Regions from separate parts of the Mus musculus genome. Here regions 1, 2, 3, 4, 5 and 7 are each linked to region 6. A link is a loop called in an ENCODE intact Hi-C map of the cell type or tissue named here. Cell type or tissue: heart. All regions are shown on one strand. Region 1 has its middle 80 kb from the start of Gm48606. Region 2 overlaps Gm5432 (a long non-coding RNA gene). Region 3 holds the start of Gm40287 (a long non-coding RNA gene). Region 4 has its middle 92 kb from the start of Gm48606. Region 5 has its middle 57 kb from the start of Lpin1. Region 6 overlaps Gm36235 (a long non-coding RNA gene). Region 7 overlaps Gm36372 (a long non-coding RNA gene).

Evidence for each region. Peaks named below come from ENCODE experiments on the same cell type or tissue, not always from the same donor. Only the 100,000 strongest peaks of a DNase experiment are listed, where the experiment ranks them.
Region 1: it touches region 6 in a loop (2.0-fold over the local background); 5 of 42 quality-filtered maps call a loop at or near these places.
Region 2: it touches region 6 in a loop (4-fold over the local background); 3 of 42 quality-filtered maps call a loop at or near these places.
Region 3: it touches region 6 in a loop (2.8-fold over the local background); 7 of 42 quality-filtered maps call a loop at or near these places.
Region 4: it touches region 6 in a loop (2.4-fold over the local background); 4 of 42 quality-filtered maps call a loop at or near these places.
Region 5: a loop joins it to region 6, with 2.8 times the contacts of the local background. A loop is called at or near these places in 7 of 42 quality-filtered maps.
Region 7: a loop joins it to region 6, with 2.0 times the contacts of the local background. A loop is called at or near these places in 4 of 42 quality-filtered maps.

The regions. Positions count from the first base shown.
Region 1 is chr12:16,150,024-16,154,023 of GRCm38, forward strand. No RefSeq gene overlaps it. Among named protein-coding and RNA genes, the nearest start is that of Gm48606, 80 kb to the right of the region's middle. In heart, no CTCF peak of the experiment used is centred here; DNase peaks (open chromatin) are centred at 1,228, 1,608 and 2,298.
Region 2 is chr12:15,848,271-15,852,270 of GRCm38, forward strand. All of the region lies in intron 2 of Gm5432 (a long non-coding RNA gene), which reads left to right. Among named protein-coding and RNA genes, the nearest start is that of Gm5432, 33 kb to the left of the region's middle. In heart, no CTCF peak of the experiment used is centred here; DNase peaks (open chromatin) are centred at 1,851 and 2,301; H3K27ac peaks cover 695 bases.
Region 3 is chr12:15,604,536-15,608,535 of GRCm38, forward strand. It overlaps Gm40287 (a long non-coding RNA gene), which reads left to right and starts at 1,798. Exons shown (of 6, transcript XR_872503.1): 1 at 1,798-1,968. In heart, CTCF peaks have their summits at 300 (motif pointing left), 1,726 (motif pointing right) and 3,698; no DNase peak of the experiment used is centred here.
Region 4 is chr12:16,138,592-16,142,591 of GRCm38, forward strand. No RefSeq gene overlaps it. Among named protein-coding and RNA genes, the nearest start is that of Gm48606, 92 kb to the right of the region's middle. In heart, no CTCF peak of the experiment used is centred here; a DNase peak (open chromatin) is centred at 2,320.
Region 5 is chr12:16,531,235-16,535,234 of GRCm38, forward strand. No RefSeq gene overlaps it. Among named protein-coding and RNA genes, the nearest start is that of Lpin1, 57 kb to the right of the region's middle. In heart, a CTCF peak has its summit at 2,258 (motif pointing left); DNase peaks (open chromatin) are centred at 1,447 and 2,177; H3K27ac peaks cover 824 bases.
Region 6 is chr12:16,007,979-16,011,978 of GRCm38, forward strand. All of the region lies in intron 1 of Gm36235 (a long non-coding RNA gene), which reads right to left. Among named protein-coding and RNA genes, the nearest start is that of Gm36235, 5.5 kb to the right of the region's middle. In heart, a CTCF peak has its summit at 2,100; DNase peaks (open chromatin) are centred at 1,043 and 1,413; H3K27ac peaks cover 1,811 bases.
Region 7 is chr12:16,220,431-16,224,430 of GRCm38, forward strand. All of the region lies in intron 1 of Gm36372 (a long non-coding RNA gene), which reads right to left. Among named protein-coding and RNA genes, the nearest start is that of Gm48606, 9.8 kb to the right of the region's middle. In heart, no CTCF peak of the experiment used is centred here; no DNase peak of the experiment used is centred here.

The DNA of each region.
Region 1 (4,000 bases), 140 kb after region 6:
TGGCCCCGAGACCAGACTTCCTAGATAGCAACAAGCTTTTGACCACCAATCCCTGCCACAGTTCTTCATTGCCAGGGCCAGACACTTGCCATTGTTCTTTATAGTGATGGCCACAGGGCTTGAAGTTGGGTCTGCGGTGATGATCTTTAGACGCAGCAAGGCTATGAACAAGTCCATGAAGACAGCTGTCTGCTGTTATCCAAGGGGTACATTACATGACCCACCCACAGGACATGCCTGAAACCATGGTAGTAAACCCTACATATATGTGGTTTTTCCTACATATATGTACCGTGGTGACATTTGGCTTACAAATTAGGTAAAGTAAGAAATTAATCACAATAATTAATGGTAAAATTTTAAAAATTATAACTATATACTGCAATACAGGCTATTTATGGTTGGTTAAATTACTTATTTCTGGAATCATTTACTTCTCACCAAGCTGTGGTTGGCTACTTGTAGCTGAAGATGCAGAAAGGGAAACATGAGATGGAGCTGGGGGGGGGGAGGTGATTACTCTGAATATTTTCCAATGGACTTGGGGGGTGACTACTGTGAATATTCCCTAGATCAGAAGCAATGAGGAAGGAATTAGGCAATCCCTCCCTGCCACAGTGATCCAACTGCGGGGACTGGGTTTCACTCCATTGCCCAGACAAGGAATAGCACATGTTCTTTGGGAGGATCTCCTGGCAAACGTAGTTGTTCCTCCTCAGCATGGCAAAGCTTTCCATCAGGGTACCAGAGCTTAGGCAAAGCCAAACAAAAGCATAACCCCTTACCTGGAAGGGTCAGTTTTATTAGAAATTTTGGGAAAAAAACAACCCTATTCTTTTGTGTTAAAGACATATAAAGTAAAATGCACCACTGCCTGCATTAAAATAAACATGAAACTTACAATTTGATTTTAAAAAAATAGCTCATGCCTATAGACCCATTGGTTCAGAAACAGCACTGAGCTAGCATGTATTAATTCTGAATCTTTAGCCATCCCATAAAAAAAGACAAAAATCATCCAGGGAGATAACAAGAATTCAAACCGACAGAGGCAATGGAAGCCCCCCAGGCTGTAGACTCCCCAAAGCAACAGAACTCCAACGTCACAGCATCTCCCACCAGAGCCCGTGAACTTAGCCACTGTGTCCCTCCCTCTCACACCCTGGCATTTGGTGGAGTAGGGCAGGAGAGCCAGGCATATTCATTCACTCTCTCCAGCTGGCTGTGAGTATCCAGTGGAAAAATTTAAGCAGCCCAGGCTTTTAGCTTTCCCCCTGGGCTGCTGCTGCTCGTTGCATAACATGCTCATCAGTAAAAGAGCTGAATTGCAAATAATCTACTAACCTGGAAGGAATGTCTGAAGAGCTCCCACACACCACACTGGTACTCATTCAGTCCAGAAAGGTTTTGTGGGTTTGCTGTGATATTATTGAAGTAAAGGGTTTGGCTAGCATAGCCAGTAACTTGAGTGTGTCTTTTGATCCACATAGAAATTGTCCGTCTAAATGACATTTGTATGTTATTCTTAACTGCCTGTGGAATCAGATAATCTATTCCCCAGAAGGCTGTCAGCAGCCTCCAGTCTTTGTGAAGGTTGAGTTTCCGGCAAGGAAGGGTGTCAGGCGTGCCTGGAGGCGAGACTTCTGGAAGGATGATTCACACACTTTTATAGCTTCACTGCTCACAGGCTATGGGTTTGTTGTTTAAAAGCAATTTGAATGTATGGGATCTTTATGATGGTGTATATTCAGGGGTAATTTGAAAGTACTTTTTTCTCATGTACGTAGGCTGTCAAGGTGGGATCTGGGAGAATTGAGATTTACACTGATGTTCTAGCGTTTGTATGATCAAGCAGGGTGGAACCTCCCGTACTAATATCATAGCCCCCATCAGGTGCCAACGATGAACAGACTAAGGAAAAAAGAAATTTGTCAAAAGCCCAGACCTTGAATTTCCACCAAAGGTCTCACCAAGTGGTATAAGACAGAGTGTCAGAGTGTTCTGGGCTAGATGTGAAAGTTCACTGTGGAAGAACTCCAAAGCTTATAACTCGTCTGAAGTCAGAGAGGTATTGATTCATGCCACTCTAGAAGATCGGTTTGCAAAGCCAGTGGAGACAGCCAGAGAGAAGATAAATGAATCGGACTCAGGAGCCCACAGCTAGCAGCCACAACTGTGGCAGGGAGCTTGCCACGGATGCTGCGGCTACATTTCAGAAGCAACCGGCCCACTTGCGTCCCCCTGATGGCCCTCATGGTCCTGCAGCCTTCCCTTACTCAGCATCCTGAATCCACTCCAGCAGCCTGCCCCACCTTCTTGGCATACTTCAGGCCCAGCCCTGCCCCGCCCGGACATAGAAGCTATACTACTACTTTTTCTCACTGAAGTGACAAAATGCCATGCAAAAGCAATTTAAAGAACTTAATTTGACACACGTGACATAGCCACGAGAGTACATACTATCGTGACAGAAAAGCCAAGGCATCGCAAGTGTGAGGCAACTGCTCGCATTACAACCACAGCTGGAGAGATGGATACTGGCAAGAAATCCCAGCTTTGTCCTTTCTGTTTTGTTTTCCTTTTTAGTCAGTCCAGGACACCATCTCAGAGTGTCTTGTCAGAGAAGGAGGTATTTCCAAAGAGAAAAGTCCTTGTTCCACTTTGTTTGGTTAGTGGACTATTAAAATAAGCCACTCCCAAGAATTAGAATTTCTCTGAAAATTCTATTCTGAGGGAGTAGAGAGGCTGGAGCCCTGGTGTCAGACAGAAGAGGAACATGCCTCCCAGGGAGAGATATTACACAGTTCTGACAACTTATTAGACCTTTCAGGAGAGACTGGGAGCAGAGACAGTGATAGGTCAGTAGCAGGAAGGACCACACCTGGACCAGTATTGTTTCCTTATGCATTCACCCGGCCCTCTAAACATTTAAACCTGAAACTTCTGTCAGTATCTCAAAGAGGTTCTGGAGATCTCTGGGCCTCTTCATTTGTCCCTCTTCCTAATGTGGCCACACTGATTAAATATGTTTATTCATTTTGCTATTGTTTGTCTCTTTACTTGGGGTACAGGCAAAGAGCAGCTGAGCCTCACTTGTTAGAGCTGCCAATTCCCCGGTGTTTATCCTAAACAATCCAGTTACAATGGAATTGTGCCTCCTGTGTCTGAGTGGGTTTTCCCCTTGGTTAAATCCTATGGAAACATCTTCACAGACATGCACAGAGGTATTTGACCTGGGAGATTCTGCATCTGGTCAGGTTGAAGGTGAGGACCTACCTTCACAGAGGTGCAGAAGTAAATCTCCGTTTCTTTTCTAGACAACCTACATAGTATAGCACATGAATCCCTAACTCAAGTTCCTGGGACAAGCCTCACCCGGCATACCATGTTACAGGCCTACACAGCATTTTCACTGTCATCTTCTTATTTATTGGCTTACTCTATGTTCGGGGAGAAGGAGAGAGAGGTGAACAGAGAGAGACAGAGACAGAAAGATAGAGAGCACATGTGTGTATGTGACAGAGAACAACTCGTGGAGTTAGTCTTCTCTTTCTACCATGTGGGTTCCAAGGACTGAGCTCAGATCATGCACACTGGTGACAGATACCCTTACTGGCTGAACCACATAACCTACCCACCCCACCCCCATCCCAATCACTGCCTTTCTTTGATTAAGTCTCACTATGTAACACTTGGTTGGTCTGAAAATCACTATGGAGAATACACTGTCCTCAAACACACAGATATTTGTCTATTTTGGCCTGCTGTGCATTAACAGCTATGGCTTGTCTGTATTCAATTTGAAATTTCATACATGAAATTTTTGGATTTTAAGCAGTGTGTATTGTTGGTGTGCCATGATGAACTCTTATATTACCCTACTCCATCTCTCTGGAAGAGAATCATCCCTAACTCTCATGTACTCGTGAGTGTACTCATGGTGCAGTAGATGCTACTTGCCCACTAGTCACCCAGTATCTATCTTGGCTATCAGGCCAAC
Region 2 (4,000 bases), 160 kb before region 6:
TAGTTACACTTTCCCATCCTTCCTACCTAGGGTTTGAAAACTTAAAAAAAAAATAGGGCTAAACAGAAATGAACAGAAAAAGAAAAAAACACAGGAAGGAATGTGGGGGTAAAATCAACCATCCTGGCACAAGAGACCTACAAACAGCTAAAAAAAAAAGGCTGGTTATAGCATCTCTGACCATGGCATCCAGTGCTGTATTGCCCACTTTTAACCCCAGTACTGGGGAGGCACAGGCAGAAGGATATCTGAATTAGAAGCCATCTTGGCTTTAGGCCAACCAGGTCTACAGAGTGAGACCCTGTCTCCACCACCACTACCACCATCACCACCACCACCACCACCACCACAACCATCACCACCACCACCACCGCTGCCGCTGCCGCCGCCACCACCACCACCACCACCACCACTTCCTGCCACTATCTGGTCAAGGTAATGGAATTCCTGGCTTCCTGGCTTGGCTAGAGCTCTAACATTCCAGCTGGGCCACATCAATCACTCTGGCTAAGGAACTACTCCTGGATGAATTCACCTTAAGCCAAGCTAAAGAGACTGGTGGAATAATTTGTTCTTTAATGACATATAGTATTTTTTCATTCTGAGATTCATTCCTCCCTCCCCCAGTGCAGAAACTTATGGGCTGTTCAGGGATGGAGGGTGTTGAGTCTATTCACTTTTCAGAAAAGTGAGACTTTTCACTTTTCTTTTTTGCCCTTCTATGTCCTTTCTAAGCATGCTTCCCTTACCAGTTGGAGTTCCCTGATCCATCAACAGTTTGGCTTCCTTGCTCTTCCCTCTGTCCTGTGGCTATGCCTGCCGTCTGCTGACCTCTATGTCAGCCTACCAGGATGGCTACTTACCTCCTCTCCTCTATTATCCTCCTCTGGCCAGCAGCTGAAGCTTACATCTTGTATCTCCTAGGGCTTTTAGACTATAATAAAATTGTTCTTGAATTTGAGTCCATTCTAACATTCTTTTACTAATTTATTAATAATAAAGTATTTATTTAAACAATTTAAATTCAATGATATAATAAAATAATATTTTAATAATTTAATGTTTTATTAACAATAAATAATTTAATAATAAAAATGATAAAATAAGATGTCTTAAATAAAATAATTTATTAATAAACAATATTTATTTATTTATTTATAAGACTGAGAACTTAGGGAAACCTAATTTTTTTTTTTTGCACCAGTGTCTGAGAGGAAGAAAGGAAGGAAGGAAGGAAGGAAGGAAGGGAGGAAGGAAGGAAGGAAGGAAGGAAGGAAAGAAAGAAAGAAAGAAAGAAAGAAAGAGAGAGAGAGAGAGAAAGAAAGAGAGAGAGAAAGAGAGAAAGAAAGAGAGAAAGAAAGAGACAAAGACAACCAAAAGAAGAAGAAAAGCTAGTCTCTGGCTATGACATGTCTGACCCTCCATTCTCCAACTGTGCTCTCAGTGTATGAAGCCCACAGACAGAGACTGGTAGATGTGATCCTGTGTCGGGATTAGAAGCCCAGGGCTGAGGCTAAGTAGGTATAAGCATCCAGGAAGGGAGTAGGTGGTGGCTACTGAAGGTAGAAGCTGAGCCTGCTAATCTGAACTCAAGTTGCTGACCCACAGGAGTTCACTAAGAATTGGAGCCAAAAGGGGATGAAGCCAAAAGGGATTGTGAAACCTGGAAAGAAAGCTGGATAGAAGCAAGAGTCATGCAGGCAGGCACACCGGAGACTGCCTGGAATGATTCCAGAGGCAGAATGTGGGGACAGGGGTGTTGTTTCAAGCTGTCACCACATGCAGGAATGCTGGGTGTATGTCAGGAGATGGAGCAAAGTGGACAGGAGACATGACTGGCTCAATGCCTGTTCTCGACCATTCTATTAGCCTCCTGGGGCCCAGGCAAGGAGGACCTTCTCAGGAACTGCCTGGAAGCCAGCTCTCCTCCTGCGTGGCCCTCTCCTTGTCCAAATGGCTTCAGCAGAAGTGCTGGCAATGAGTTCAGAGCTCAGAATAGAGACAGAGATGGAGAGCCCTCTTAGGGCCAAGGCTTGAGTAAATAGGAAGGAAGGCATTTTATACTTTCAGGATATGGTCTATTTGGAAAAGAGGCTTGTATTCCAGAGGAAGTAGCTCAACCTGCCCCTCTGAGAGTCCCAGACTCACCTGTCTATTATGCCAGCCCTAGTGATTAGAATTCCAGCTAGTTCTGTCAAGGCCGTGGTGTTCACTTAGTTAGAGAGGGTGAAGCTGGCCTGTCTCCGTATCCAGATGTATGCATGAGCTTGTCCCCTTCTGTCTGAATACAAAACCACAGTGCTCCCTGAGCAGCTGGCTTCCCATGGCAGGCGCTGAGAGAGCAGTAACTCATTTAGAGCTGAGCCAGCACTGGCAGGCGCTCACGTTCACTGGACCAGCTCTGACGTCTGCATGGTCTTTCTTCACCCTTTCCCTCTGTCCCTGTACCACTGGCTGTTTAAACTGCAATACACACTCGAAAACCCTAGTAAGTGGCAGTTAGCATGACTCACTCATTCAATAAACAAACACTCGCTAAGCACCTAGTATGTGCAGATGCTGGGCTGAGTACTGGCAGTCCATGTGGGAGTGAGGCATGCTTACAGGTCTCAGGAATGCAGAAGAGTGGGGCAGAGATACAACACAAATACAGTTGGCCCTCACAATTCACAGTTGGAAGCTGCAGATTTACCAGCACACAAGATTTGGGGGGGGGGGGGGTTTCTTCTGCACTGAACATGTATAGACCATGTTCTTCTTATTTTTTTAAACAATATAACAATCACTTTTAAAGCATTTGCAGCATTTGTACAGGATTGGGCTTAATGATTTGAGGCATACAGGGGGGATTTGTGCATAGTTTATGTGCAATATGTCATTATTTTATAGAAGAGAACTGAATAGCCACTTGGTAAGGAGGAGAACCAGAGAGAGGAGAGAGAGACAGAGAGACAAAGAGAGACAGGGACAGACAGAGAGACAAAGAGAGGAGATTGATTCATGAACTAGTTGTAGAAAAACAGTGTCCAAGTTGGTTAGTGCAACAGAAAACTTTCTGCACCAGAAGTCCAGGGGGACCAAAGGACCTGAGTAGGAAGAAGCCTCTGAAAGAAACAGGCTTGAACAGGTCAGGTACCTCAGTATTTGCAGTACATAATGGGAGAGATTAGGATGGCTTCTAGGGAAGGACAGTTCCAGGTCACCATGGGTCACAATATGTGAGGTGGATGCTCAGTTGTTTTCGATAAGGAATTTGTTTCTTTTTATTTTGTATATGATTGTGACTATGCTTATTATTTCAGAAATCACACTTGGGCCATACCAGAGAATTATACTCTCTGAGTGGTGAAAGAGGTGATCAGGGAAATTACAAAGTAAATAAGATCCACCCAGGCCACCATACTTTAGATGTGCTGAGGCAAAGCCTTGCTCAGGTGCCTTCAGGCTTTGGAGAGAGGCACAAGTCATAAGGAACCTGGTGGTAGAGCAAGGGACTGGTGGAGCAAAGCTAGGCAGCTTGCACATGGGTTCATGTTTGTGAGTGAGGATGCACTTAGTAGGTCTGGAACCTCCAGGTAACTTAGTACTCAACGCACTAATCGCCCACCCACTAGAGAACCCACTATGTGGTTATTCATAATGGGCTCTGTAAATTCCTTATTGAAAACACTTCATTCAAAAGAGGACATTTCCAGGCTACACTAGCCATTGACTAGAAGTCAGGGCAGGAACTCCTGCAGCTTGTCACATTACGTTCACAGTCAAGGTCAGAGAGAAATGTCTCTCTAGTTCAGGGCCTGAAGCTAGATCATGTTGACACCCACTTTCAGGCTGGGTCTTCTCATCGATTAAGGCAAGCAAGACAATCACCCATTAAGGCTTTTTTCTCAGAACTCTGTACAACCCTTGCCCCAAAACTCCCTGACCCGTGCATGTTTTCCTGGGCAGCTGGAAGATGACTTTGAACTTCTGATCTCCTGCTTCAGCATCCCCTCCCCCA
Region 3 (4,000 bases), 400 kb before region 6:
ATAGCCCTTGGGTTGTTTGCTAGAGACATCATCTAAAGTATCCCTGGCGCGGCCTTAAACTTTCTAAGTAACTGAAAATACTATTGAATTTCTGATCCTCCTGTCTCTACCATCTTCAGAGCTCTGGGACCACAGCACTAGGTAGCTATGCTTGATCTATGTGGTAATGGAGATGGAAACCTGGACTTAAGGTGTACTAAGTAAAAACTCTGCAAACAGAGCTAAGCCTGCAGCCCCAAAAGAGTGCTAGTTCCTACAGAATTCTACAGAAGCCCATGACTAGTGCCCCCTGCTGCCATCTCCATGGATGTCAAAGGGGTTTTAAAGATGTAACTAAGGTCAATTAGTTGTGTGGGCTTTAAAGGTCTAATGTAGTGACAAGAGTCCTCAAATGCTGAGATATGTCCCTAGATAACAGCAGAAGAGAACATCGGGGAATGAGCCATGGATCCTGATCTCTCAGACAAATGGATTCCTAAGAGAGGCCTCCAAACAGCCTCAAAACCTAAAAGCTGTCCCTGAAAAGCATTCCACAGGAAAAGGGTCCTGAGTCCGATGGCAATCTAAATCTTGGCTCATGTGAATGAGCTTGGGGCCGTTTCTACACAGGGTCCTGGTGAGTGCAGGGCTTTGCCTTCCTGTGGAATCCTAAACAGCAACACTAGCCCAGCCTGCCTGGTGTTCTTTTTCACACATGTAACTGTGAGTGTTGCTTGGATACTGCAAATATGGTCCAAATAAGTTGCAATACAGCAAGAAAACTAGCAAGTTTGACAAAATAAGCAAGTTACAAAACGGTACACATACCATGAGCTTCTTTTTATTTATGTATTCATGTATTTAGGGATTTGTAGAAGAAAATGAGTTAAAACACATGCACAAACATAGCGGGCTTTTAGGTTGGTGCATTAAAGTAAGATGAAGAGGATGTCACCACACAGGAGATGTCACCCACACAGGAGATCTGATAATTCCTTTCTTTTATGGCCTAAATAGCATGGTATAGAGTTTTGTTGCTTTTAAAGATTTACTTTTGCATGTGTGTATGTGTGTATGTTGATGTGTGGGCATACGCACCTGCGTGCAGGTGTCCATTAAGGACAGAAGAAGGCATCAGATTCCCTGGACCAAGAATATACAGGTTAGGTTAACTGCAAGAGCAGCAAACACACTTAACAGCAGAGCCATTTCTTTAGGAGTAGATTCAATTATTCTTCAGGAACCATTTGAACCGCACCCAATCATTTGAATGAATCTTTCAGTGTTGCCTGATCACATGAGGTAAGCTTATGACTTTGATATTTGGTGAAAATTAAAGTTCAAAACCCTAGCCTTATTCTTGTGTTTCTAAATGAGATGATTTCGTTTTGGTTGTTTCAAATCTAAAATCTGTGTGATGATCCTTGCAAGTTACAGTCAATGAAAAGACAGTAAATTCCCCCAAATGGTACAATTATTAATGAATCTACAGAATTACCCATGGGGCATGCAGACTAGATTATAGGTCTTATATTTATCAATGTTGAGTTCCTAGAATAATTTCCTATTTGGTTTTTCTTACAGTTTTTCTATGATCAGGTTTTAACATTGCCTGATGCTCTACACAATTCCTGGTACCTATCAAGTATTTATTAATACTTCTAGTTCAATTAATGCATTAAACAATTGATGATGGAATGCAAAGGTTGACAGCTGAGACAATGAAGACTGCAGTCACAGAATGCTACCACGAGATGTCAGTGTAAATAGGAGAGCAAAGCATTTCAGGAATATTCTGCATCATCTTCCAAGGCTCTAGGGAAAACACATCTGCAAGACTCTAAAGCCAGAAAACAAAGCGTTAGAAATGAATTTATCTCCCTGTGCATGAATATATTCAGAGCAACTCCTGGTTTATAAAGGAAAGTATCCATGCTGACCTTGCGACCCTAAGAATAAACCCTTGGAATTTCACTTCGGGACAATTCCGTAAGTATAGTTTTATTTCCCACTTTTGCCATTTGTCTGCCTCTCTAGGGCTGGCTGGGGAGGGAGTATGATTAAGGAGAGACTAATGAGTTCAATCCAGATTCCACCTCTTGTTATTTCTGAATGAGGACAAAGCATTGGACTTTCTGAGTTTCATTTTGTCATACGAAGAAAGAAGAAAACTGATAGGCAGAGATTATCTGTGTCACATGACAAACACTTTGATTTCAGCAGAGAGCATTCTCCAAAGATTAGTTCCTGGTGTGTGCTGAGATCATGAAGGAGGGCTTTTGCTGCAATTCTGAAAGGATTTGGTTAATGAGCCCACAGTAACTCGTCTTGGAAAACTCTTTCTCTACTGAGTCCACAGCTCTGTGAAAAAGTCTATGTGGTCCCCAATGATAACTTCCCTTTTCCAAAGCACACTCTTGTTGAGCACAAAGATTGATCACTGCCAGACTCTAAAAAAAGGTTATGAGTGTGATTGTCTCTCTGACTTCCTGTGGTCTCCATAAAACCTCCAAGCTCAGTATTCTAGGCTCATAAAAATGTCCTCAACCCGTTTCTCATTTGCTTTAATGACATTTTCTAACAGTTGACATTGGCATCTCTTCTCTAGGGAAAGTGTTGTGAGATTTTCTTTCCCCTTCCCCAGAATAGCTGCTGAGAACAACTCATGAACTGGAATGCAGAATGCACAAGTTACAATGTCTATCTTCCCATGAAAGGATGCATACTTGGAGATATGAGAACTCTACCTCCCCCGCTGTAGCACCAGGCAGGGGACCCATGGGTCAGCACACATCCCATCCCAGAGGACCTGGTACTCTCTGGCCTCCAGTGCTGTGCTCTTCTGGGGAAGGAAAACAGAGTAGATGACAGAGGAAGCAACATTCCTTAGCATCTACTGCATGGGCAAGAAGCTTTAAGAGCTGTACATTACAGATGAGAAAATCTTAGTTTAGAAAGAACCATTCTATTTTGTTTAAAATAAGGACTCACTTCACATGGCCAGACCACTTCAAGGAAGAGGAGACAAAAACATACCTGAGTAAAAATAGCTCTGGGAATGGATGCTATCATCATTCTGAAACATAGGATATTGTGAGCATACAAGGCGGCGATGGGAAAGTGCCAAATAGCATCCTGAGACTTCAAGGACAAAAGAACCAGTTCTGATGAGGAACTGCTTAGATACTGGCTGGCAGATGCCAGACCACCTCTTTACCATCATGTATTCTGGGCTTGCTCTGTTTTGTACGTTGAACTCTTATAAGTAAGGCCTCCTACAGACTGGCCAAGCAGGAATTCCAAGCAGAGTTAAGCGTTCCTACATTGATACGAAGATGAGAAAGTTTTAATGTCTTTTATTCCAGAGGCTCTCAATAAAAGGAAAACAAAAATGGATGGACGGACAGATAGACAGACAGACAGACAGACAGACAGACAGACAGGCCAAATTTAAGAGTAGTGAAGGACAGGTTGTTACAGTGGCCTGATAGTAAACGCACCTTCCAAGCAGATCCTTTGCCTAACAGAACTTCCTGCTTAGTTTTACAAAATAACTATTGCTGCTCCCTTTGGTTTCATGTAGCAGAAGTATTTTTCTGATGATTCTCCTGGTTAAAGTGTATTCTCTAGGGTATAGCAGAGACCCCAGGTTAAACCCTTGATGCTCCTCCTACAGTTTCAGCTTCTGGACTCTGAGATATAACTAGGCCAGTTCATCAGAGAGGGCGCTATTGTTATTATGTTGTTTTGTTAATTTGCTGTCATTTTTTAAAGAGTAGGCTTTAATGAAGATGATATTTGCAGTTTCCATCCCAGCGGCCTAGAAATAGTGGAAACTCTCAGTGAGTGATGAATCTCACTTCCTGTCCCCTCTTCAAGTCTGAGCATTCTCTCTCTCTCTCTCTCTCTCTCTCTCTCTCTCTCTCTCTCTCTCTCTCTCTCTCTCTCTCTCTCTCTTTCTCTCTCTCTCTCTCTCCTTCACTCACTCCCTCTCCATCTCTCTCTCATCCCTTCCTCTCCC
Region 4 (4,000 bases), 130 kb after region 6:
CCTCTGAAACTCAAGTTACAGCAGTGCCAGCTGACCAGTGTGGGTGCTGAGAACTGAATTTAGGCCTTCTGCAAGAGCTATTAACCACCAGGCATCTTCTTACTAGGAAAGTTTACTCTTAATTAAGTAACTAAGAAAAAAGTGAAACCAGTGGACAAGTATTTGCACAAGCAAAGCCTCAACAAAAATGAAGGGGTGTGGACATAGACAACACAGCAGTGACCTAAGCCCCCAGGAAGGAGGAGTTGATCTGATGAACAGTTAATATCAGAAGTCAGAAGAAGGGGCATATAGAGGTAAAGGTAGAAACCACAACAGAAGGAATCAGGAGTGGGGGCATCTTTTCTACTTGGTGGGTAGGGGTGGATAGATGCTTTGCAGATAGACCAGCTGAGGGTTCCAATGAGGAACTACAAGTGAGTAGAGCATCCAGGAACATCCATACCTGACACATCTCATCAAAGTCAGTAGATCCTCTCCTGTGCCCCATCTCCTCCTCAGCTGGTTACTACTCTATTCAGAGTCCTCTGCAAGTGACAGGGAAAGGACATGTGCACTCACTGTTGGAGAAGCGCAGTATCTAACAGCCATGCCTGTCTTCACAGAGCACGTACTGGGATGTTCAGGGGGGCCCTCAGGGGAATCACCACTGTCAGCTCCAGAGGCTGCACATGGAACCTGCTTCCTCTTAGTAACAGTGAAATAAAGCTGCAAATTGCCACAGACCCAGATCACAATCTTCATATCCAGGGAGCAAAGGGCTGGCAACATCTACACCCAGCACCTGGCCCTGCTGGGCTTGGGACTTAAAAGATAGGGATGCTTTTGATTCTCACTGTTGAGTCATGAAGGGAAATGTTCGTTTCCTATCAGGCCCACTCAGCTGGAATACTTTTAACGTGTCCCTCTTCTTTTCAAGCTCTCTTTCATCTCCCAAAATAGCCACATCAATGATGAATTTGTCCCGCGTGTTTTCTGCAATGAGTTTACGTCTCATTGGATTCTCATTACCTGAGCAGGAGCTGACTCATATGGGGGTCACATGTCACTGTTCCAGGCTCCGTCTCCAGGCATGGTGCTCCTACCTCCTTGCATTCGAGCCACCCCTCTCCTGCTCCTCTGACCCCACAGCTGTCTGCTCCTTCATGACTACAGAGCCACAGCCAGAATTCTGCTCAATGATGCTAATATTCCTGGTCAGACATATGGAGAGGAGGAAGGCCCTGCCTTAGCCCAGAGTCAGCTTACCTTTGTGTCTTGAATTTGGAAGGAAGAAACAATTTGCTTGCCAGTCCCCATAATCTTTATTGGAAAAGAAGCATTTTAACTGCTGGTGCTAGTGCCTGAGTTATGCATAGGATGCAGAAGCTGTCCTAAGATGTCACTAAAGGCATAATGCTAGCAGACAGCATGTCACCACACAATATTGCTTGGGGTGGGAGGGGATGGGGCAAGATGATCGTTTCACCAAATTTTATGGTCAAGTAGAACTCCCATCCAATCTAAGTGAAAAGGTGGCCTGAGGTCCTGTAATCAGGACACAACCTCTGCTCACATCTGGACTCCATCATTTCTTTGCTCCATGGTTGGCCAGGGGTTTCACCTTTGTTCAGCCTCAGTTTTTTTTTTTCACTCAGAAAATGGGTACGATATTATTGAGTGTACTAAATTACTGTCAGGAGTAAATGACATCATAACACATAAAGCATGTAGCCTGAATTCCGCTCAGTGAGGCTTAATTAAATGATGCTGTGGATGGAGCTGGGAAAGGATAGAGGAGGGAATGAATGGCCCCCAAGCATGCCTGCAGCAGATGCTGCCAGAAGTTGGATATGGACTCACTTTAAGAACTTCTGAAATCAAACTTTTAGTATCCAGGATGATGAAGCAATTCAATGCTTGAGTTCCTTTGTGCCTGAGGAGGAAGAGAACAATAAAACTGGAGATGATGAGAGAATTAATGATAAGTCCTGAAGGAATAAGACAGACGGGTTCACCGTGAAGTCTGCAGTGCATTCTGGGAACTGAGATTCCTTTTGCTGGGATTTTAAAGACGTTATGGCTCTAAATGAGCTGGTGGTGGAACAACCCAGCTAAGATACTTAGCAAAATGGCTTAACAACATGCCTTGATATTAATCTTGGAAGAATGCCTATGGAATATGAAGAAGACATTAGCTGGGAAACAGGAGGCCTGGATTCTAAATCACTGCACTATCTTAAAATAGCCCTTTCCTCCAGGGTTTCATTTGCCTTCCTTTCAAATGGCAGGGTTGAAACCTGTGTCCTTAAAGCTCCTTCCAGTGTGACACTCTGCAAGCCTTCCTGCGTCATCTCACTGAGCTGACCGGGCAGGAACTCTTCTGATTATTGCCCTCCCTACAGGGGTCCCTTAAGGGAGGAAACCCATTGAAGGACACAGGGAACTATAGAGCAAGGGTTCTGGGCTGGCTTGGAGAGGAAAGCTGGGGATCTGGGGAGGGAAGCCCCCAGCTCAGAGGCCTAGGCAAAAGCATCAGGACATACGCTGAGCAGTGGCTAGGTGCAAGGAAACCTTTGGAAGGAACTCTCCAGGGCTGCCATAGAGGACTCTGCATCTCTGGATTATACTCTGTCTCTCACGTCTGAGGGCCCTAAGGGCTTTTAATTTCTAAATAAATTTGACAAAAAGCCTTTGCAGAACAAAAGTCTGGGCAATTTTACAACAGGAGTTGAATTTCTTGCAAACATATTTTCTCATTCAGTAATCACCCAGCATCTGCTGGGCACTAGGCTTCAGTTCTGAAACAAAATAAGAGGAAGCCACCCTGAAACAGACTGTTCACAGTCCAGATGGGCTTCCAGCGCAGTCGTCGGCACAGAGGGCATCCTACTGTCTCCTAATGTCTCCCAGCATTTCAACACAGCCTGTAAAGAGACCATATTAAATACAGCACTGAACTTAAACTCAATTCCTTTCTCCATGATCCCCATAGCCATCTATTTGCTAAAACATTCTTTCACTGTGTTTTTATGTTTTATTTTTATTTTTCATTATCTGTGTTGGTGTATGTACATACACATGCACCTGTGCTTATATGTCTATGTTTGAGTATATGCATGTGTGTGTATACTCAAAGAGTCCAGAGGCACCAGATGCCCTAAGAACTGGAGTTGTAAGTTGTAAGGGTGTTGTAAGCTGAACATGTGATTGTTCAAATTAAACTATCATCCTACACACAATCAGTGCAAGCTCTTCACCACTGAGCCATCTTTCCAGTTCTCTTTTGTTTTGTTTTGTTTTGTTTTGTTTTGTTAAGACAATGTGACCCAGGTTGGCTTCAAACTCACATTGCTTCTTCCTCAGCCTCCCTAGCACTGAGATTACAAGCACCTGATGCTACCTCCATTGATCCCAGAGCACAATGGATGTCTTCTTCTGTGTAATAAAGTTGAGTGACAAGCTCTTAAGTGAAAACTTAATAATCTCAGGACACAAGCTGTGTCCTGTCTATCAACAGCATTGATTAATTTGCATAAAATATAAATTATGATCAAGGAACATTTGCTGAAGTAATGAATTACCTTTCACCATATATCAGACACTGTAGTAGAAATAATTTGAAGAGGTGTTTTAAAATAATGTATTCCCAAAAGTTATCATTTAGATTGGGAGAACAAACTGGATCAAGCAGACAAACACAAGTTACCGTACACTTTGCATAGAGTGAGTTAGATCATCACAAGATGCCTGTGTGTGGAACAGGGCTGGGGTAGAAAGGAAAGGCAACTTACCTCTGATGGGTCCACAATGGGAAACCTTGGGATACTGGAATAGAATGTCTACCTTCAGATGGTTTGTCATGACTTGAGGCAGAGAAGACACCTTAGAAGGACAGACCCTATTGGTGACCAGGCAAGGAAACAGAGAGAGAGAGAGAGAGAGAGAGAGAGAGACAGAGACAGAGACAGAGAGACAGAGACAGAGAGACAGAGACAGAGACAGAGAGAGACAGAGAGAG
Region 5 (4,000 bases), 520 kb after region 6:
TAACTGCTCATCCTCACTCTTAAAAGGTCAGTGTTTAATGACGATGACTGTCCTCCCTGCACAGAAGTTGAAAGAATCAAGGTGAGAAGTGAAACATCAAAGGCATCTCTTCTAAATCCAAATGTACCGTTTCTCAAGCCCACATCAGCTTTCCAGAATGTAGTAAGTACTAATGCTAACTGGAACTCTGACTACGGCTTTAGCTGCACTTAGTTCTAAGTGCATTTGGGCTTTACTAATGCTGAAGAGACTAGGGTTGTGCACAAAAAGAATTAAAGCAGAAAAACACGTTGGCTGGCTAGAGTAGTTGGCTACCATGAGTGAGGCCCTTAGTTCAATTTCCAGCACTGCTGTATGCCTGTAATGGAGGTGGTGGCAAGCAGGAAGATCCAAAAGTCAAGGCTGTCCTCAGTCACATAGCATGTTACAGCTCAAAATAACAGTAACATTTTGGGCTGCATATACATATATATATGTGTGTGTGTGTGTGTGTGTGTGTGTGTGTGTGTGTGTGTGTGTGTGTACACATACACGCTTCAGAGGACCTAAGCTTGATTCCCAGCAGTCACATTGGATCACTCAAAATCACACGTGACTCCAGTTCCAGGGGCATCCAGTCCCCTCTCCTGGCATCCACAGGCACCAGGCACACTCATGGTACTTACATACAAGCAGTCAAAATACTCATACACATAAATCGCTTTACAACTAACAGGGGTGGTGATAACTTGGTTCAGCTCCACAACATTTTGAAGATGAGTCTTTAAACTTGAGAAAACTGCCCTGTAGAATTTGCCCGCTTAGCCTTTGCTGGCTTATCCGAAGAAATAAATGTATAGAGAGCCCGTGAATTGGCCACTGGGGAAGAGCCTGATGAAATACACGTTGTTATTCAACCAATCCTATTACCATCATTATTTCCATGCTGCCTGGTAGACAGAACCCAAACTTCAGTCCAGATCTGAGTCACTTTCAGTCAGCTAAGGGATGGATCACCCAATCAGCTAATGCTGGGGGGTTGGTTTGATTTGGGGGGTTTTTTTTGTTGTTTTTTTGTTTGTTTTTTGTTTTTAGATAATCCTGAAAAATGGATCAAGATGACAAAGAACATTCTGGAAAGAAAGCACAAAGTCCTGAAATGAAAATATAACCCATTTCTTCTCAGCTTGGCTCTGCAGACCATCTCAGAAAAGGATGTTTTTACAGAGCAGAAACGTGACTGGCTGCACCTCCATTTACACTTCTTTGTTACAAAATGCATGTGACTTGTTGGGGTTCCAGCCTCGGGAGAAATCGGAGGCACTGGTGGTTACTTTCCGAAGTGAAACTTCCAACCACAACCTCCGGTGCACAAAAGGCGGAGTGAGTCACAGGAAGAGGCCACTTGCTTGCAAAATGCATTAAAAGTAATGCAGGCTGAATGGACTTCCTGCACCAATGAACAGATAGCTGGCATCGGGACAGGCTCCTCGAGGCTCCCAAACATTTCGGGGAGGACGAGACCATTAGAAATCTGGGCACATCCACCTCTACCCTGTTCCCTGCGTTCTCACTCTGCCCAGGCTGCCAGACCTGCTGTCTCCCAGGCCTGTGGCTCCCATCTGAGATTCCCCAGGAAGGCAGATCTGACTGGATGCTTCCACAGGGTCAGAAGGACACCTTGTGACTTAAGCAAGCACCTGTGGCTCGGTCTCCAAGATCCTTTAATACAAAGAGGTGAGGTGGTCTTTGTAGCAGCTTCTCCCGGTTTGAGCAAGTGGGGTGGAGCTGATGTGAGTCCTAGGCTGATAGCATTACAGCATTCCTGAGCTGGCCAGATGACAGACGTGAGCCCGGGCCTGGGCTGCAATGGTCCACAACATGTGAGTGCATCCGAACCCCATAGGACTTATTAAACTATTCTCGGAGGCCCACACCCACTGCTAGGGTCGGTAGGTCTAGGATAAGGTCCTAAACAATTTTATTTTTAACAAACTCCCAGGACAAACTCCCAGAACCTCCAGGGCCACAAAGAACAGATTTTAAATCTCAACAGACTGGCCTCCAAAGCTCACTTAAAGATTTGGGCCTCGGATTGAGCTCATCCAAGGGACATCCGCACTGAAACAGTCCCCTGAAGAAACTCCCCTGCCTCCACACAAATCCAACCCACAACCTGGCTGGTCTCCAAGCCTGGGACCACAGGGAAAGGCCTTTGTCAAAGCAGAGGCTGTTTTGAAAGGCTATTCGGTCAAACAAGAACCAACTGTGCCCCCCTGTGGCCACCGGCTTTCACTGACTTCCAGGATCAGCTTCTCTGGTCAGACTCTGCTTCCCTTTGGGGACCAAGCCTGGCTGTACCACAAGTGATAGCAATTATCCTCTTTGGTGCTACAGGATAAAAAGAGAGGTTACAAATGTAAAGTCTATCCTGGGGTGTAGAGCATGGACTTGCCTAGCATGCATGAAGCCCTGGTTCAATTCCCAGTACCAAATAAAAGACACTCATTGTGGCACATGCGTGCAATCCCAGCACTGGGGGTGGGGGTGGGGTGGCAGTAATGATCTAATTCAAAGTCATCCTTGACTATAGTGTTTCAGGCTATCCTCATGAGTCTGTCGGAGACACTGATGCTGCGAAGATAGCTCAGTGGATAAAGCACTTGCCAAACAAGTGAGGGGCCCAGCATTGAAATCCCCAGAACCCACAAAAAATTCAGATGTGGTGGTCACCTATAATCCTTGCAACTCACAAATCAGAAATGGAATCATTTTACAAGCTGACTTGAAAAGGGAAAACCCCTGGTGTTCCCCTGTACTGGGGCATATAAAGTTTGCAAGACCCTGGGGCCTCTCTTCCCAGTGACGGCCGACTAGACCATCTTCTGCTACATATGCAGCTAGAGACACGAGCTCTGGGGTACTGGTTAGTTCATATTGTTGTTCCACCTATAGAGTTGCAGACCCCTTCAGCTCCTTGGGAGTGGGTAGGTAGGGGAGCAGGGCGGGGAGGGTATAGGGAACTTTCGGGATAGCATTTGAAATGTAAATAAAGAAAACATCTAATAAAAATAAATTTTTTTTAAAAAAGGGGAAAACCCCGGAGACCCGTCACCTCTCGTATTTCAAGGGAATGGGCACAGTGCTGTTCACACTCCAGAACCATGATAGAAAACACAGATAGACAAAGATGGTCGAATGGAGTCTCAGCTCTGATGTTGGGACCAAAGGCCTCCTGAAGAGAGTTAAGTCCCAGAACCTGTTTCAAAACTGGGCCTCTTTAACTTTCCTCTATGACAATTCCATTCCAGGACCGACCGCACAGGGGTCACGAAAGCTGTCTCAGAGCTGATGGTTAAGACCAGTCCCCCCCACACACACCCAAATAGTTTTTGGCTTCTGATGCAAAATGGGAATGTGTTACTCTTTGAAACCAGACCAAGCCCTTCAAATTCCCAGGTGAACAAAGCTCGTCTCTGGGAAAGTCTAGGCATCCAAAAACTCATTCTGTCTGCATGGGGGTATGAACTGCGGGGACACAGGAGAGCCTTGGGTACCACCATGGAGGTCTGGTGTCAAAGGATAAAGAGAACACAGATGAATGAGTGGCCTATAGACAAGTTTATCCTGGTTTTTATTTCAGATAAGAGAGCCTCAGACACTGCAGTCAGGTAGCATAGATCTGTGGAGCTGTCCGAGGGTTTCTTCTGTCTGTAACATGTTGAATCTACAGACACCCGGGGACCTGTTAGAATTTGGACTCTTCAGTTTTTACCCAGAAGTGCCATTAGCATTTAAGGATGATACTCTTCCATGCCCTCCATAATCACCAAGGCCAACACAGCAATCCGCAGGAAGCCTCCGGCCATTGCTAGTACAGTGTTAATAGGATATGACCAACCTCAGCTCAAACTAGTCAAGGGCTTTGATGGACTCCTTCAAAATGAAAAACTAAGGACAAATATCCAAAAGAGGGGGACAGGGTCTATGAGGTGAAGACACCTCAAACATGGCAAACAGG
Region 6 (4,000 bases):
AGGAGTGGCATTTCCAGAGCAGAACAAGTTTGAAAAGAGAATCCCAAGCCCTACAAAACCAAAGAAAGTTTTTGATATAAAGCAAACCATGGCTGCCATGCTATATTTGCCCCTGCATATGTGAAACCACCATTTACAGAGGACAGTTAAAATATTTCCAAGCCCTGTCATCTGTTTTCTTTTCCTTGGACTATTGATAGTTCTTTTGACAACTCTGGGACCCACTGACTTAAGACTAGTGGCCCTGGAGAATTATTATTGGTGAACCTCAAACCAGATACCTTATGTGGAAGTAGTCACCAGGGGAGGGATGGGTGGCATCTACATGCCAAGGCACAAGGTTGAATCAGCAAAGATCTCTCTCTGATCTGTATTCTTATGTTTAGACATAAAGCCCAGACAGACAGTGTGACACCTGTCTTTCACACCAGAAAACCAGGGTCTAACATCTGCTCTGGTGGCTTCATTCTGACTTGTGGCTTTGAGCTGGCTAGTTCCTTCCTCTTTTCAGCCTCTGGGTCTTACACTCTGAAGCCTTCCACCAGCCACCAAGCCTCTGATTGCTTTTGCGCCTCTCCATCTTCTAATTTCGATTTTAGATCTCCTTTGCAAGTTTGCATGGCATTTCTTTATCCACATACTTCCTGTAACATGTTTCTCGAGATTTTTCATTCGTGGGTAGTTATCTACTGATCTCGCCAGCAGGAAAGACCTTCACAGAGCTTCCTATCTTAAGTGCATTTAAGGTTTAATGTACAGGGGCTCTTCCCCAAGGAAGACTTCACAAACAAGTCACAAGTTTGTGCAGGACATTTCTAGACCTCCTGAGAAGCCATCTAGACAGACTGTCCCTCAGAGATAACTATTATCAAATGCTCTTCTTTCCTATCCTTAACTGTGCTGAGATCCTGAGATGTTACAGCCCATCCCCCACCCCAAAGAGAGTATAGTAGGAAGTGTGTACAAAAGTGTGTACTTAAGCCCCCACCTCCCACCTGCCTCTGACACTCAGTCTCTGAGCAGGCTTGAGGTGGTCACTTCTGAAGGAAGTGCTGAGGGGGGGTTGGGTGGCTAATCCCATTGTATCAGCTTTCCTGGGAAGTAATTCACACAAGCATACAGTTATATTAATTATTAACTGCTACATTTCAGCCCCAGGATACCTGCTAGGCAAATTCTCTACCAGAGAGCTATGCTCTCCTCTTCTGAATTTTGCTTTCAGAGACTGAGCTGTTTACCTCTGCCAATTAACATGTTACTACGTCATCTCCTTCTGCCTCTTTTTGGTATAGTTTTGACTGTGTAGCTGGCTTAAGCCAAGCTTGTAGTCACACCAGGCCTGCTGGGCAGCACTGATTTGCAAACCCTGGTCTCTGCTAGCTTTTGGAATGAGTAGCCCTGACCTTCTCATGCCTGTTCAGCTAGTGTGGGGCAGGAAGGGGAAGGGTGGAGGAGAGTTCCCACCCTTTCCTGCATAACAACACAGGACCTCAAACGTGCACCCGCTACCCAAACAGCCAACAAAAGAACACTGTCTTCATGTGCCTTGTGTTTCTCCTTGCCCAAGTCCTCACATGAAATCATCCTTTAAATCCTTAAATTGTGCTTTTTAAAAAGGCTCTTTCAACCAGGCAAAATTGCCTCATTATTTGCAAGAATGTATCCACAATGCAAAAATAGTATATGAAAGAAAAGCTGCATCAATTAATATCCACATCTTACTCAGCTCTAGACAATAATTGCTAAAAAGAATGATTTCTACTAATTTAACATATTATCTGGGGTATGAAGAATCTTTCCTCCATATGGAGAGAAAAGAAGCACTCAGATTGGTCTGAGCAGTCCATGAGCCTTCTACCTGGCCTTTGTATTGTTATTATCATTATTATTATTATTTTAAATAACCCTGCTTATTATACTTCAAGAGGTTCCAGACAAAAAATTAGCAAGTTGTCTGCTGATGAATCACTGACAGCAAAGGCTGCAGACAGTGGAAGCAGCTGCCACACTTAGGGAAGACCTAGCAGATTGCAGGAAGGGAGCCAGAAAGCCCCAAGAATTGCCTCTTGGAGGCCTGTTTGACTTTCTCCAGCTTGCACTATTCAGTTTCCTCACCAGGACACTGGCGAGAAGGCTCTGCCGCAGATGTCTCTGGAGCTGTAGATTGGCATTTGGACATTTCTCCGTGTCTCCTGATGAAGCCAGGACTTGGCTACGGTGGTTCTCACAGGAGTGCACACAGGCAGGAGGACCCTGGTATGCCATGGCTTTCTCCTTCCTAACTTAGCTTTGTTTCCAAAACTCAGCTTTAATGACTGAATTAATTTACTATGTGCAGGGAGAAAGTCGCAAAGCCTGCCATTACAACCCACTTGCATCCCCAGTTCATGCCCTGTGCCCTCTCCTTCCCACCCAGCTTGCTCAGATTTCACCGAAAGGAGACACTCCTCCCCAACCGGAATCGCCTAAGGCAAGCTCACTGTGTGGGAATAAAGATGAGTGTGGCTCTTTCCCTATGCAGCAAGAGAAAAAGGAAGAGAGATTCTTTATCCCCCACACTGAGGAAAGCGCGTTAGTGTTAACTGTTACAAGAGCTCCTGTTGCCACTTTATGAAGTTAGCCTAAGAATGAGGAGATAGATGGAAGCGTCAGTCTTTGGACAAGCTAGGTAAAGTCAGAAATCACATTGGGGTGAAAGCAGGTTGGTCAGCCGTCCTGCGTCAAGCTTATCGTTGTGCGTCAAGTTTATAGGGCTCCCACCTTCCTTGCATGACCAGAAGAGAAACCGAAATGCAGAGCGAATGTCATGGAGAGAAAAAAGGAGAATACAGGCTGGAGAGATGCTTGTCCTGCTGGCATGAGAGAATGAGTTTGGACGCCAGCACCAACATAGAAAGCCAGGCTCAGAGACACTTTTGTAATATCAGTTCTGGGAAAGAAGAGCAGGTGGAGCCCTGAAACCCATTGCCCGGCTAGCCCAACTGAACTGATGTGTTTCAAGTTCAGTGAAAGGGCCTGTTTCAAAAAGTAGCTTAGTTGCTTAGCATTTAGGAGCACTTGTTGCTCTCGGAGAGGACCTGGGGTTCAGTTTCTCAGCACCCACATAGTAACTAACCAACACCCATGACTCTCTTCCCAACGAATGCGATGCCCTCTTCTGTCTTCTGGGGACAACAGGCACACACACGCAGCATATACAAACATGCTGGCAAAGCACTCATACACATAAATAAAATAAAATAAAATGAAATAAAATGAACTTTTTTAAAAAGTAAGCTAGAGAGCAATTGAGGATATTTAATGTCACCCTCCGGCCTCCACATACACATGGGCAAAGCCACAAAGATAGAAAGATATACTAGGGGCAGGGTTTCTGTGTTAAGGCAGCTCACTTGAGTATGCTGACACCTCTGTGGATGCAAATGGAGGCCTGGGAACTCGCTCTTCACCCCTGCAAAGCTCTAGCTTTCTTTCCTTGGTGCTCTGGAAGATGTCCCCAAAGCCTTCTGGAGAGTTCTGTTTTAGCATCCCTAATCCTGGAGGCAAGAGGGCCGTTGGGAACATGTCCAAGGGCTGAGGCTTCCTCAGCCCACACAAGAGGCCTGGGAGGTCAGTGGGCACAGCCCCCTGCATGTTCAGACGGAAGGGTTCTGAACGGAGTCTTGGCTCCGGAGGCTGTATAGGTTCAGGAAGCTGCAAGCTCAGTAGAGCCAGCCGGGAAGAAGACAACAGAGCTGGTGCTGGACCCTTTGATCCCCACAAAGAAACCAAGCCATGGCTGAATGAAGGTGGACCTTTACCAAGGAGCTCATGGCTTTAGCTGTGCCTTCTCCAGATGTCTTCAGCTAAGGAGGAATCGGAGAAACAGGGCAGCCCGCAGAGACCTGCTCCGAGGTAATGAGCGGAAATAGAAAATGTAATTAACATGTCTGCCCTGAGAAAGGAGAGCTAACTCTATTACCCTCCTCCTCCCTGCTTCCATTATGAATGATTGTGTTTC
Region 7 (4,000 bases), 210 kb after region 6:
TCATTATACAAGCTATCCAATCCTCTTGGAAAGGAAAGTATTATTTAACACATTTCCCCATGTGACACGGCTCCAGATTGTAAAATGACTTTTCTATGTTGGAGTTCACTCAAATCCCATCTTGGGTACAATGTGCTTTACAGATCTGATGCTAAAAATACTCCTTTGTGTTTGGAGCTTTTAACTAGTCTACTAAGTAGGGGTGGGGAGTGCTGAAAGTCTCTTCATCTACTTCTTCTAGGTGAGTAGTTACAAGTCCACCAGTGATCTTTTCTGTTCTGTTAGAGACAACTTCTTAACAACCCAGGGCAATCACTGGAGCATGATCTTGCCCAGAGGCTACATTCAAAGGACCCATACTTTGCCCTCATTGGTTAAGCCTGAATGGCTCCACTTCTGAGAAAGCATTTCTCTACTCTAGAAGATTCTACCGGGGTGATGTACCCCAAATATGACCCTGAATCTACCGGCAAATTACCGAAAACTACACTAGAATCAAAGGATTTCCATAATTCTAATAAACAGCCTTTTCATGGAGCAAAACAATGTGAAGGGTTTGGGAAACTATGGTTTTATTGGGAGGTCTTTTCTCTTCTCAGAATCTTATTTCACAGTGACTTAAATACAAGGTCTTGCAGACTTCCTCTGTGACCCTTTGGATTCTTTCTCATCACGATGTATGAGTAGACATGATGTGCATCCCATTTCTATCAGGGCTCATTAAACCCCTCCCCTTGAGAACCCATCTCCACCTCCATCCATCTTCATCCTCTCTTACCTCTCTCTCCACTGTTCAGTTTAAGATCTCATGTCCCAGTGCCTTTTGCCTTTTGCTGTTGTGGCATGGGAAACACAGAGACTTTGACAATGCTAAATGTTAGATAGTGAGGGCTATTTTTTACAGCAGTTAGCCTGCTGTGACTAATGTGCCAAGAATTGCTGCCTCAGGTCCAACTAAACATATGACTTTTCTACTACCCAAGCAGTTGGCATGAACCATTTGACGATGTAGGCAGAAAGGAGGGCATTTCCCCTCACAGCTTCAGGAATGAAGTTGTTGGAAAGGAGAAAGAAAAGAAAATTATTGTTTGTCTTTTTACTAGTGAATTCACTCAGAGATGAAACCAATATATGTTTGAATTCTTTGTAACTGTAAAACCTTTTTGAAGACTAGAACCAACTGGACATGTGGAAGGGATATGCAGTGAGGACTGTTGATAATATTGTCCATCAGACTGTCTCAAAGTGGGGCTTCTTGATGATACATATTCATGGGCCTGGAGCAGGTTTTATTGAGAGCAACTATCATGGTTTATTAGCCCCAGTGTTTCAAGTGCTCATTTCATAAATGATAGCTCCACTCTTGTGACCTATTCCATCTCAAACATCATACCTCTGACTATTATCACATTGGATTCCTTACAAGTCAGGGTGGGAGACATCCACATTAAGTTTGGAGAATTTGTTGCTTGATACAAGGAAGAATGTCAGTGGATAAAGATTCAGAGACACAATAATATTAGATCAGGGACCAAATGGGACAGAGATCACAAGCCAGATAGGACTTTTTGAAAAGAAAGGTGTTGAAAAAATATAAAGGTAGATATGCAGTTTTTGTACAAGTTATTTTGCCATGCATATTTAGTTAAGCATACATGCCAATAGCTAACATACAGTTTTTGTAGTTATGGTTAAATGAGGTCATGACCTTACAAATAAGGTTTAAAGAATAAGATTCTCTACATCTTTAGTACCTATAGAGGGCAATATCTGCATATGGCCAAGACCCCTACATAAATCTACAGAGTATTTGCATAGGACTCATACACACCCTCCAATAAACCTTAAATCATGTCACAATACCAGAGATCCCAAATGCAGTATAAATGAAGGTAGTGTGTATGCTGTACTGTTTGGGGAATGATGACTAAGAACATGTCTATATGTACCCACTATGGCTGTGTTTTTCTTTTCCAGATAGTGTGCAGCTGATTGAGTCTGTCAACAGAGGGTCCATGGATGTGGAGGCTGACTGTGTGTGTAGAGGAGGGGCAGTGTGTACTCTGATTATTTGAAATTCAAATATCCTGGTTGGGAAGATTAAGAGGCAAAGGCACAGCAGAATTTTCTAGACCTGTACAACCAGCAGCACACTGAGATATAGTTTTGGAAACAGAAGAATATAAAGTGTGTTTTCTAATAGTGGCTTGGGCTCCTCACAGCACTGCCTGGCCCCATCCCCATTTGTGTTTTGCCTCAAACATAGCAAAGGCTTTGGCCACACAGCTGTGACCTCCAACAGACACCTTTTCTGTTCCTTCCCTGAGCTTTCTACCAAGTGAAAGAAGCTCACCCATTTTAGAAATGTGTCAAGAAGTAACTAACATACTCAAAGAGTTAACCTCAACCCCAGAAAATCTTTTCCGGCAAAAGATGAAGACTCAAACTGGCACACTGGTCATTATCAAAAGTAAATTCTTAGAAAATACCACCCATTTAACAAAATAGACATCGGAAAAACCTGCAAAGCTCTGTCCAAGGCTCTGGCAGCCATTACTCTCTTCATTAATCATCAGGGGTAAGCGCACCATGGCTGTAGAGTATGCTAGTGAGATTCTGCCTGTGGAACACTGTTCTAGCATCTTTACAGCTCAAGTGAAAGCCGCTTTTCACTTTCTTTCTTAATTACTTCTTAGAATCCATCCACAGTTTCTGAGTGAGCGGATGTTTTGGCTCCACCAGTTTCAACTCTGAATACATTCTGACCTGCTGTGCTTGTTAAGAGCCGGCAGTCATCACGCCAGATGGCCTTGACTAATCTTATGTTGTTCCAAACATACCTATTTATAACTCCTGTGGAATCTTGGAACTAGTCCGTGTGTGAAAGATCAACCAAAAGTAATTGAATAAAAAACTTGTCAAAGCTGCAGGTTATTAATGCAAATGGCACCTAAAGTGGGATTTTCTACATGCTGGAAATCAATTAGTAAAATCCAGAAACTGTCCGGGAAGACTATAGGATGGGCAGCATCTCCTAAAGAGAAAACAATGCAAGGATGAGCCTGCGAGATAAAGAAGGCATCCTGCTTCAGACAGGGAGATTTGGCAATGCTGCAATCCCAAATTACTCTCTATTGTTTCCCATAGAGTGTGACAGGAATATAAATTATCAGTCTTTCATTCAGTATATAATAACATTAGCAGCAATACATACATACATACATACATGTGAAAAGGTCCTGAAAAAAGCCCAAATGATAAAAATCCATGAGTAATTTTACAGAGAACAAACCATTGGCAGAGTTCAGCTTTTGTTACCAGAAATACTGAACTTAATAGAAATATCAGCCCATACATAAAGACGCATGTAGGAAAAGTTGTAACCCAGCAGGACTTTTTAGAAACCAAAGAAATCAATAAATAAAATATTTATTGCAAAAAATCTTACAAGAAGCATAATGGATTCTAATGAAAATTAAAGTGGAAAATATTGAGAACGGGTCAGATAGTGTGCAGAGAGCACAAATTAAGAATTAAAGTGGCTTAATGGAATTTGTTCTGGAATATTCCATTTTAATGAGAAGTGAATGATTTTGTTGTAGAGTTGGATGAGTTTAGTCCAAATGTTTACCTTTGTAACATCCTAGGTGTTTAGTCATGCTCACAACAATGTGCCCAGAGTGAAGAGGTAAGAAAGAGAGATAGAGAGGGAGTCTGGAGTAGCTTCCAGGGTTTTCCCTAGCTATATCCCCTCTACACACACACACACACACACACACACACACACACACACACACACACACACACACACACATACACACACACACACACACACACACACACACACACGCACGCACGCACGCACATGCAAGTCCCAAAGAGATGCCACTCTCCCATCCTCAATTCTAGCCATCAGGGCAGACATCTTTCCAGTAAGTCCTCTACTCTTTCTTTCTCTTCCATATGAACATTACTACTTTTTTTCAAATATAACTGTTAT